Regions from separate parts of the Homo sapiens genome. Here region 2 is linked to region 1. A link is an interaction called in ENCODE POLR2A ChIA-PET data of the cell type or tissue named here. Cell type or tissue: PC-9. All regions are shown on one strand. Region 1 has its middle 5.3 kb from the start of NDUFS5. Region 2 has its middle 52 kb from the start of MACF1.

Region 1 (5,000 bases):
AACATGTGTGTACAAGTATCTTTTTCGTATAATGACTTCTTTTCCTCTGGATAGATACCCAGTAGTGAGACTGCTGGATCAAATGGTAGTTCTACTTTTAATTCTTTAAGGAATCTCCACATAGTTTTCCATAGTGGCTGTACTAGTTTACATGCCCACCAGCAGTGTAGAATTGTTCCCTGATCACTGCATCCATGCCAACATCTACTGCTTTTTTATTTTATTTATTTTTTTAGAGACAAGAGTCTTGCACTATCCCCCAGGCTGGAGTGCAGTGGCGTGACCTTGGCTCACTGCAACCTCCAACTCCCAGGTTTAAGCGATTCTCATGCTTTAGCTTCCCGAGTAGCTGGGATTACAGGCGCCTGCCACCACGCATAGCTAATTTTTGTACTTTTAGTAGAGACAGGCTTTCATCACGTTGGCCAGGCTGGTCTCAAACTCCTGGCCTCAGGTGATCTGCCTGCCTTGGCCTCCCAAAGTGCTGGGATTACAGGCATGAGCCACCATGCCTGTTTTTTGATTTATTTATTTATTTATTTATTTATTTATTTATTTATTTATTTATTTTTTGAGACGGAGTCTGCCTGTGTAGCCCAGGCTGGAGTGCAGTGGCGCGACTCGGCTCACTGCAAGCTCCGCCTCCCGGGTTGACACCATTCTCCTGCCTCAGCCTCCCCTGTAGCTGTGATTACAGGCGCCCGCCATCACGCCCGGCTAATTTTTTGTATTTTTAGTAGCGACGGGGTTTCACCGTGTTAGCCAGGATGGCCTTGATTTCCTGACCTCGTGATCCACCCGCTTCCGCCTCCCAAAGTGCTGGGATTACAGGCATGAGCCACCGCGCCCGGCCTTTTTTGATTTTTTTACTGCGGCCATTCTTGCAGCAGTATAATGGTATCGCATTGTGGTTTTGATTTGCATTTCCCTGATCATTAGTGATGTTGAGCTTTTTTAAATATGTTTGTTGGTCATTTGTATATCTTCTTTTGAGAATTGTGTATTCATGTCCTTAGCCCACTTTTTGATGGGATTTTTTTTTCTTACTGATTTGTTTGAGTTTGTTTTTGTTATAGATTCTGGATATTAATCCTTTGTCAGATATAGATTGTGAAGATTTTCTCTCACTCTGTGGGTTGTCTGTTTACTCTGCTGGCTGTTACTTTTGCCATGCAAAATCTCTTTAGTTTAATTAAGTCCCAACTATTTGTCTTTGTTTTTATTGCATTTGCTTTTGGCTTCTTCGTCATGAAATTCTTGCCTAAGCCAATGTCTAAGTTATTTTCTAGACTTTTTATAGTTTCAGGTCTTAGATTTAAGTCCTTAATCCATCTTGAGTTGATTTTTATTTAAGGTGAGAGATGAGGATCCAGTTTCATTCTCCTACACATGGCTAGCCAATTGTCCAGGCACCATTTGTTGAAAAGGTGTCCTTTCCTCACTTTATGTTTTTGTTTGCTTTGTCAAAGATCAGTTGGGTGTAAATATTTGGGTTTATTTCTGGGTTCTCTATTCTGTTCCATTGGTCTATGTGCCTATTTATTTATTTTATTATTATTATTATTATTATTATTATTATTTTGAGATGGAGTCTCGCTCCTGTCGAGCAGGCTGGAGTGCAGTGGCGTGATCTTGGCTCGCTGCAACCTCCACCTTCCAGGTTCAAGCAATTCTCCTTCCTCAGCCTCTTGAGTAGCTGGGATTACAGGTGTGCACCACCACGCCGGGCTAATTTTTTTATTTTTAGTAGAGATGGGGTTTGGCCATGTTGGCCAGGCTGGTCTCAAACTCCTGACCTCAGGTGATCCGCCTGTCTCAGCCTCCCAAAGTGCTAGGATTACAGGTGTGAGCCACTGCACCCGGCCTATGTGCCTATTTTTATATCAGTACTATGCTGTTTTGTGACTATGGCCTTATAGTATAGTTTAAAATCAGGTAATGTGATGCCTCCAGATTTGTTCTTTTTGCTTAGCCTTGCTTTGGCTATGCAAGCTCTTTTTTGGTTCCATATAAATTTTATAATTTTTTTTTTTAGAATTGTTTTTTCTAATTCTGTGAAGAATGGTGGTGGTATTTTGATGGGGATTGCGTTGAATTTGTAGATTGCTTTTGGCAGTATGGTCATTTTCACAATATTGATTTCTACCCATCCATGAACATGGGATGTGTTTCCATTTGTTTGTGTCATCTATCATTTCTTTCAGCAGTGTTTTGTAATTTTCCTTGTAGAGGTCTTTTGCCTCCTTGGTTAGGTATATTCCTAAATATTTTATTTTATTTTTTGCAGCTATTGTAAAAGGTGTTGAGTTTTTTTTGTTTGTTTTTGTGGTTTTTTGTCTTTGTTTTGTTTTTGTTTGTTTTGAGACAGAGTCCCACTCCATTGCCCAGGCTGGAGTGCAATGGCGTGATCTTGACTTGCTGCAATTTCCGCCTCCCAGGTTCAAGTGATTCTCCTGCCTCAGCCTCCCAAGTATTTGGGATTACAGGCACCTGCCACCATGCCCAGCAAATTTTTATATTTTTAGTAGAGACGGGGCTTCACCAAGTTGGCCAGGCTGGTTTCAAACTCCTGACCTCAGGTGATCCACCCACCTTGCCTTCCCAAAGTGTTGGGATTACAGGTGTGAGCCACCACACCCAGCCTCCCTCCCTCCCTCCCTCCCTCCCTTCCTTCCTTCCTTCCTTCCTTCCCTCCCTCCCTCCCTCCCTCCTTCCTTCCATTCTCTCTGTCTCTCTGTCTCTCTCTCTTTTTGACAGGGTCTTGCTCTGTCACCCAGACTGGAGTTCAGTAGCTCAATCATGGCTTACTGCAGCCTGGAGTTCAGTAGCTCAATCATGGCTCACTGCAGCCTCAACCTTTTGGGCTCAAGTGATCCTCCTGCCTCAGCCTCCTGAGTAGCTGGGACTACAAGCAACACACCACCATGCCCAGCTAATTTTTTTTTAATTTTTTTTGTTGTTGTTGTATTGACAAGATCTCACTATGTTGCTCAGGCTGGTCTCGAACTCCTGGGCTCAAGCAATCCACTTCAGTCTCCTAAAGTGCTGGGATTACAGGCATGAGCCATCATGCTTAACCCTGCATGGTATTTCTGAGGAATGATATGATGAAATCTGTATTTTAGGATGACCAGTCATGCAGAACAGATTGGAGTGAGGAGTTGGGAGACAAGAAGGAAGAGATAAATTGGAAATTTGTTGAAGGAATATTTGACAGAACTTGTGCTGTAATTAAATACTAAATGAAAGAAAAGGAAAAGGCAGAATACAACTCCAGAGTTTGCTGCCTAAGTGGCTGGGAAGATGACACCATCAACAAACAAGAAAAGGGGCAGGGGACTGGAAAAGGTAGTGATAACTCGCCACTAGCACTTTGTGGGCAAGGGCCATGAGTTACCAGTTATATAATCCTGCAGTATTCAGCTGGACATACAAGAGGTCTTCACAAAGTTTATGAAAAATGTGTATTATGAAAAAACTATGCATAGATTTCAAAAAATTTTTGCACCAAAATAAATTTGTACTAACTTGTTATAACATGTCTGAGCAGGATCTACTTTGAGGCACTATGAAGGATAAGACATTAGTTTGAAAAGAGCCCCTATAAGAGTAACATGAATTCTGCTAAAATTGAAGCAAGAACAAATATCAAGTTTATGGTTAAGCTTGGGTGGAAGAATGGTGAGATCATTGAAGCTTTACGAAAAGCTTATGGGGACAATGCCTCAAAGAAATCAGCAGTTTACAAATAGATAAATTGTTTTTTGTTGTTGTTTTTTGAGAGGGAGTCTCACTCTGTCACCCAGGCTGGAGTGCAGTGGCATGATCTAGGCTCGCTGCAGCCTCTGCCTCCCACGTTCCAGTGATTCTCCTGCCTCAGCCTCCCTGGGTAGCTGGGATTACAGGCGCCTGCCACCACGCCCGGCTAATTTTTGTATTTTTAGTAGAGATGGGGTTTTGCCATGTTGGCCAGGCTGGTCTTGAACTCCTGACCTCAGGTGATACACCTGCCTCGGCCTCCCAAAGTGCTGGGATTACAAGCATGAGCCACCGCACGTGGCCAGATAATTTGTTTTAAGAAGGGATGAGATTAGGCCGGGCTGTGCCTCTACTACAGACTCCTAGTATTTATTTTCTTTAAGAATACTTGGCCAGGCGTGGTGGCTCATGCCTGTAATCTCAGCACTTTGAGATGCTGAGGCAGGCGAATCACCTGAGGTCAGGAGTTCAAGACCAGCCTGGCCAACATGGTGAAACCCCGTCTCCACCAAAAATACAAAAATTAGCTGGGCATTGTGGTGGGCTCTTATAATCCCAGCTACCTGGGAAGGCTGAGGCAGGAGAACTGCTTGAACCCAAGAGGCGGAGGTTGCAGTGAGCCGAGACCACGCCATTGCACTCCAGCCTGGGCGACAGAGCAAGACTCCATCTCCAAAAAGAAACAAAATAAAGAAGGGATGAAATGATGTTGAAGATGAAACCCACAGTGGCAGACCATCCACATCAATTTATGAGAAAAACATTTTGTGTCCTAACTGAAGTGGATTGACAACAGCAGAAATAATAATCAATACCATAGGCATCTCACTTGGTTCGGCTTACATAATTCTGACTGAAAAACTAAAGTTGAGCAAACATTCCACTTGGCAGGTGCCAAACCATCATGCCCAGATCAGCTGCAGAGCTTTCAATGGGAATTTTAAACAAGCAGGATGAAGATCCTGAAGCATTTCTTTGAAGAATTGTAATAGGAGATGAAACATGGCTTTACCAGTACAATCCTAAAGACAATGCACAATCAAAGCAATGGCTACCAAGAGGTGGAAGTGTCTGGTCAAAGCAAAAGTGGACCAGTCAAGAGCAAAGGTCATGTCATTCGTTTTTTTTTTTTTAATGTTCAAGGCATTTTGTTTATTGACTTTCTGGAGGGCCAAAGAACAATAACATCTGCTTATTATGAGAGTGTTTTGAGAAAACTAGCAAAAGTTTTAGCAGAAAAA
Region 2 (5,000 bases), 130 kb after region 1:
ATGTATGCATTATTTTCTTCTACAGGATTTTAAACTCCTAGAACCTGGGACTATATCATGAACTTTTTTTTTTTTGGAGACTGTCTCCCTCTGTCACCCAGGCTGAAGTGCAGTGGTGCAGTCTCGGCTCACTGCAACCTCCTGCACTCAAGCAATCCTCCCACCCCAGCTTCCCAAGTAGCTGGGGTTACAGGCGCATGTCACCATGGCTGGCTAATTTTTTTGTATTTTTACTAGAGATGGGGTTTTGCCATGTGCTCAGGCTGGTCTCAAATTCCTGAGCTCAAGCGATTCGCCCACCTTGGCCTCCCACAGTGCTGGGATTACAGGTGTGAGCCACCGTGCCTGGCATAAACTCTTTTTTGTCTCTCACATTACTAGTTCTGTATTTTGCACAGTGTCAAAAAATATTTGGTGATTTACAAAGTAAATGGAATCTGCTTAAAGTAATGGTAATAATACAGTGGATTATTGTCATTCTACACCTAATACCTACTAAATGTTAACATTATTTTATGTGCATTTTCCTCTTTATTTTTCTTAAATACTCAAACATATTATGGGAGGGGGAGTGGAAAACAAAAGATGTTAAGTGAGAATCCCCTTTCACAGCCGTGTTCTTTGTTTCCTCCAAGATTCTTGAAGAATGGTATATACCTGCCTTTTAGCTTCCAACCCTCTCTGCTACACTGAAATTGCAGTTGTCAAGGTCACCAGTCACCTCCTAATTGCCAAATCCAATGGTAAATTTTCAGCTCTGATCTTACTTGACCTTTCTGTGGTACTTGACACTATGAAACACTCCATTCTCCTTAAAAGTTTCTCCTTCCCTAACCTTTTGTGATTTTATCCTCTCCTGATTTTCTTTCTTCCTCATTTTCGTATTTATCTTCCCTTTGTTCACCTTTAAAGAAAGATACTTTCTAGGATTTTGTCCTTGGCACTCTACATAGTTTTCATGAGTGATCTTATTTGTACTCATGGCTTCAACTGCTGTGGTGACTCTGGGCCAGTTTTCTCTTCCGAGCTCCAAGATTTTATCTCTGAGAGCTAGAGGACTTCTTTTGGATATCCTGTAGGTGTCTTTGACTCAACATGTTCCAGATGAAACCCTTCACTCTGGCAAACCTGCTTTTCTCTCTCTTACTCCTTACTTTATTTAAGGTACTATCTTCTATCCAGGCACACAAATGAGATATTTGGGAATCATTTGATAATCTTCCTTCTCTTTGTCCATACACCCTACCAGACCCCAATTCAAATAAAACAGCGATCAAATGCTGTATAATTTCGTTTCAAATCTGTGTCCTTTCCTTTGTTTTGATAACAGTAGTACTTTCTTAGTTCAGATTCTGTATCTATAGTGTCCTAATTGGTTTCCTCCCTTCCTTTTCGTTACTGCCAGAATGCTCTTTCTAAAATTAAAATCTGATTATAAAAATAGTCACTCGGAAGCCCTTGCAATGGGTTTCCATTGTCTTTGGGGTGAATCTGGTTTCTTTAGCATGGCATGCAAAGCTTTCATTTCCTGCCATTATTCTTCCGAAGTAGAAAGCACCCTACATTCTAGCCATATTAAATTGAGTTGCTTAAATGCTTCATGTTTGCTCATGTTTCTACTTTGTTTCCTCTGTCTGAAACACCCTGTTCCCCTCACTCTTAATTCTCTGTGGCCCTGAGGTCCCAGTTCAAGCATCATCTCCTTTGGAAATCCTTACCTAGGCCACTAGGCTTCCTTTTTGCTTTGCTTCTGTATATCTTTATCTGCATTAGTTGTACCATATTATGTGTTAGGTTACTTGTTTGTCTCCCTTACTAGATTATAAGCTGAGAGAGGAAAGAGACTGAGAGCTCTTCATTTCCATCAGTGCTCTACAAATTTGGCACAGGGTAGTGAATAAAAAACTGCTTGTTGAGTATATGAATGATTAAGAAGGGTATGTGTTCAGTGGCAGTACTGGGATCAGGATTCAGAACTCACATTCTTGTCTTTTATAAAATATATATATTTTTTATTTTTTTTTAAGACGGAGTTTTGCTCTTGTTACCTAGGCTGGAGTGCAATGGCGCAATCTCAGCTCACTGCAACCTCCACCTCCCAGGTTCAAGCGATTCTCCTGCCTCAGCCTCCCAAGTAGCTGGGATTACAGATGCCCACCACCATGCTCAGCTAATTTTTGTATTTTTAGTAGAAATGGGGTTTCACCATGTTGGCCAGGATGGTCTGGATCTCCTGACTTTGTGATCCGCCCACCTTGGCCTCCCAAAGTGCTGGGATTACAGGCATGCAACACTGTGCCCGGCGTGCACAGTGTATATCTTTAGGTAAAATTCTTAAATGTGAATTGCTGTTTCAAAAGGTATGTGTACTTGTAAATTTGATGGATAATTTGATTCATTGCTTTAATTTTTTTTTCTTTTTTAAACTCCATGGAATATTTCTAGTCACATTGCTGTAATTGTTAATTTTGTATATTTCAAGCATATAGACAAGTACAGAAAATGTATAGCAGATACATATGTACCCACTACTTTTTAAACAGATGTTGACACCCTCATTGACGTTCTCCCTGTTAGGTGCTTTTAGCACTTCCTCAACATTGTGATGTTCTCCCACAGAATTTTATCTTAGACGTCACAGTAAAAAAGTTCCTCAGAATTCATACACTACCATTCTGGAGGTGCCACCATACATTCTATCTTGGACTTTCTTTTTAAATATAGCCTCATTGTTAGCAAAAGGCAGCTTCAGAGGAAAATTCCGTTATGTTATTTTTGGTGTCTGGAATCTGACTTTTGAAAAATGTTTATTTTGCCTTCTTCCTCTACTCAAAAGCAACAAAAGAATGCTACCAGAACTTTATCACAAACCAAGTGACTTAAACAAATTAAAAAAAAAAAGGCAGTTGGTGGCCTATGTTTCTAGAGACTTGTTTGATTTGCTGGCAGAACAGCCCAGGTGAGTTGAGCCAGTAAGCACTTTTCTTCCACTAGGTTTTTCAGAATAACCAAATGTAGTTCTCCTAAGCAGGCACTGATCTTTAGCTGACTTAGTGGTGCAGCTGTATCCTCTGGGTTTTGATGGAGTTGATGAGAGAAACTGTTCTTGCGGGTGGTAGGAAGCTGTTGACCTGACCTCTGTTACACCTGACTGTTTCAATATGCCTTTGTGGAAATCAATTTCCTACCCTTCCATCTCTCTGCTAGAGATCTATAACCTTGTTCCAGTGGAAGGTGACTCTTACCTCTGATCTTTTCCTAGGTCCTCAGAATGCCTGGCAGTGAGGCTTTTAGGTTATTTTGGGATTTTATAAACTGAGAGGGGAACCTTAGTCTCAGGTGGGGCTAGAATCTGAGGTCCTATAGGTACAGATTTATCCTAAAAGCAAGTGTTTTTGCCTTCTCTCTCAGTTGCTCAGTGCTTCTTACCTCATTTGATCTCTTAGTATTACATAAGCACCTTAGGGAGGAAAGGACTCAAAGGAGCCAACCATTTCTCCTTGGACCCACAGCCAAAAAGAAAAGGCTCAACGAGAGTGAGCTTATTCGAGGGTCTGTAGCCTAAAGCATGGGCTCTTTTAAAGCCTCTTGTTGGGCCGTGAAGCATAGGTCTAATCCACGTGAAGTAATTACCCAGGCCTGGGGTGGCCACAGGGTGAGCAGAGCTCTTCGTACCCTTTTTGCCAGACCTACACTTAATTTCCTTTAAAGCCTCACTTGGTCTTGCCATTTCAGCCCTTTCCTTCGAAGTATGAAGCCTGACTTTTTTTGTCTTCCTTTCTTCAGCCCTGCAGAGGCAGCTGTGGCCCTGGGGACAGCCCTTTCTTCAAATGGCAAACTCATTTTCTGTCCAGCAGACCAGAAGGACAAGGTGTAATTCAACGCTTCTCTCCACCAGACACTGCTGCCAGGGGGAGACAATGAAGAAAGTGATCTTTGTTGCTCCCTGAATAGGTCCCTGAACCTGGCACCTGCTTTTGTTACTGGCTCCTTAAGTCACTGGAGACATTTTTGCTGTTTCCTGGGTTAGCAGCTGCTTTGGGATAATAGTAGCAACTGGTTGTCAGGATGTCAGTTCTGCCTCAAAGAAAATCAGTGTATTTATATGAGGAGAGTTACCTTTTCTGTTCTTAAATTTCTTCAGGGTTTGTCTGAAGAGTGAGCAGTTGGAAGTCAGCTGTGCCCTTAGTTTGATGACCCCATGACCCTCATCTTTGAATCTGAGGAGACACTGCCATTTCTACTATCCAAGTACTAACCAGGCCTGGCCCTGCTCAGCTTCCAAAATCAGACGAGATCAGGCGTGTTCAGGGTGGTATGGCCGTGGACGAGACACTGCCATATTTTTTTCGTCCTGCTCTCCCTCTGGTGAGACTCTGAGTTCTGGGTTCTAGCATGTAGGTCAGTGCCTCCTACCTGGTAAGCATTCAACAGATATATGTGGGATGAATGATTGAATGAATTCCTTGATCTTGCTGTCCAGGTTCAGTTTCTCTGACACTGATACGTGGGTGCTCTATGGGAGGGGGACCTTTGTTTTTAGGAGAAAGATTGCTTCAAAGGAATTATGGAAGGTGTTGATTTCTAGGGGGCTTTGGGGGAACTATGGGAACTCTAAGATATGATTCGTTCTCGCCTCATTGGTCTAGATCTTTCTCCTCGATAGTAACTGTCTGCTGACAGACTTGCCCTGTTTCAGGAGCAGTATCCTGAACCTGACTCATCTGGGCTCTGTCCTTGAGCAGGGTAAGGGATTTTTTTTTTTTAACAGCCATCCTGTCACTGTAGATTCAGAAGCCCTCAGGACCACATCTCAGGCACTGTAGTCTTGGACTTCCTGATCTGGCTGCATTCAGTCAAGTTCCACTCAGCTCTTAGGTGTCTGTGCCTTTGTAAGGGCTGTTGGAGACAGAAGGGCTTTTTTTCCGCTTTGTCAGCAGCTGGCCAGAGAATGCCTATTAGTCTGCCAGATCCTAAGTCTTTCACGTTTCCCTGTCTGT

What was found. Peaks named below come from ENCODE experiments on the same cell type or tissue, not always from the same donor. Only the 100,000 strongest peaks of a DNase experiment are listed, where the experiment ranks them.
Region 2: POLR2A ChIA-PET joins it to region 1 with 10 read pairs; 4 of 35 experiments call an interaction of 5 or more read pairs at or near these places.

What each region holds. Positions count from the first base shown.
Region 1 is chr1:39,018,517-39,023,516 of GRCh38, forward strand. No RefSeq gene overlaps it. Among named protein-coding and RNA genes, the nearest start is that of NDUFS5, 5.3 kb to the right of the region's middle. RefSeq lists an enhancer at 1,716-1,885. In PC-9, no CTCF peak of the experiment used is centred here; no DNase peak of the experiment used is centred here.
Region 2 is chr1:39,149,968-39,154,967 of GRCh38, forward strand. It overlaps a transcript of MACF1 not described here and the pseudogene RNA5SP44. Among named protein-coding and RNA genes, the nearest start is that of MACF1, 52 kb to the right of the region's middle. In PC-9, no CTCF peak of the experiment used is centred here; no DNase peak of the experiment used is centred here; H3K27ac peaks cover 1,434 bases.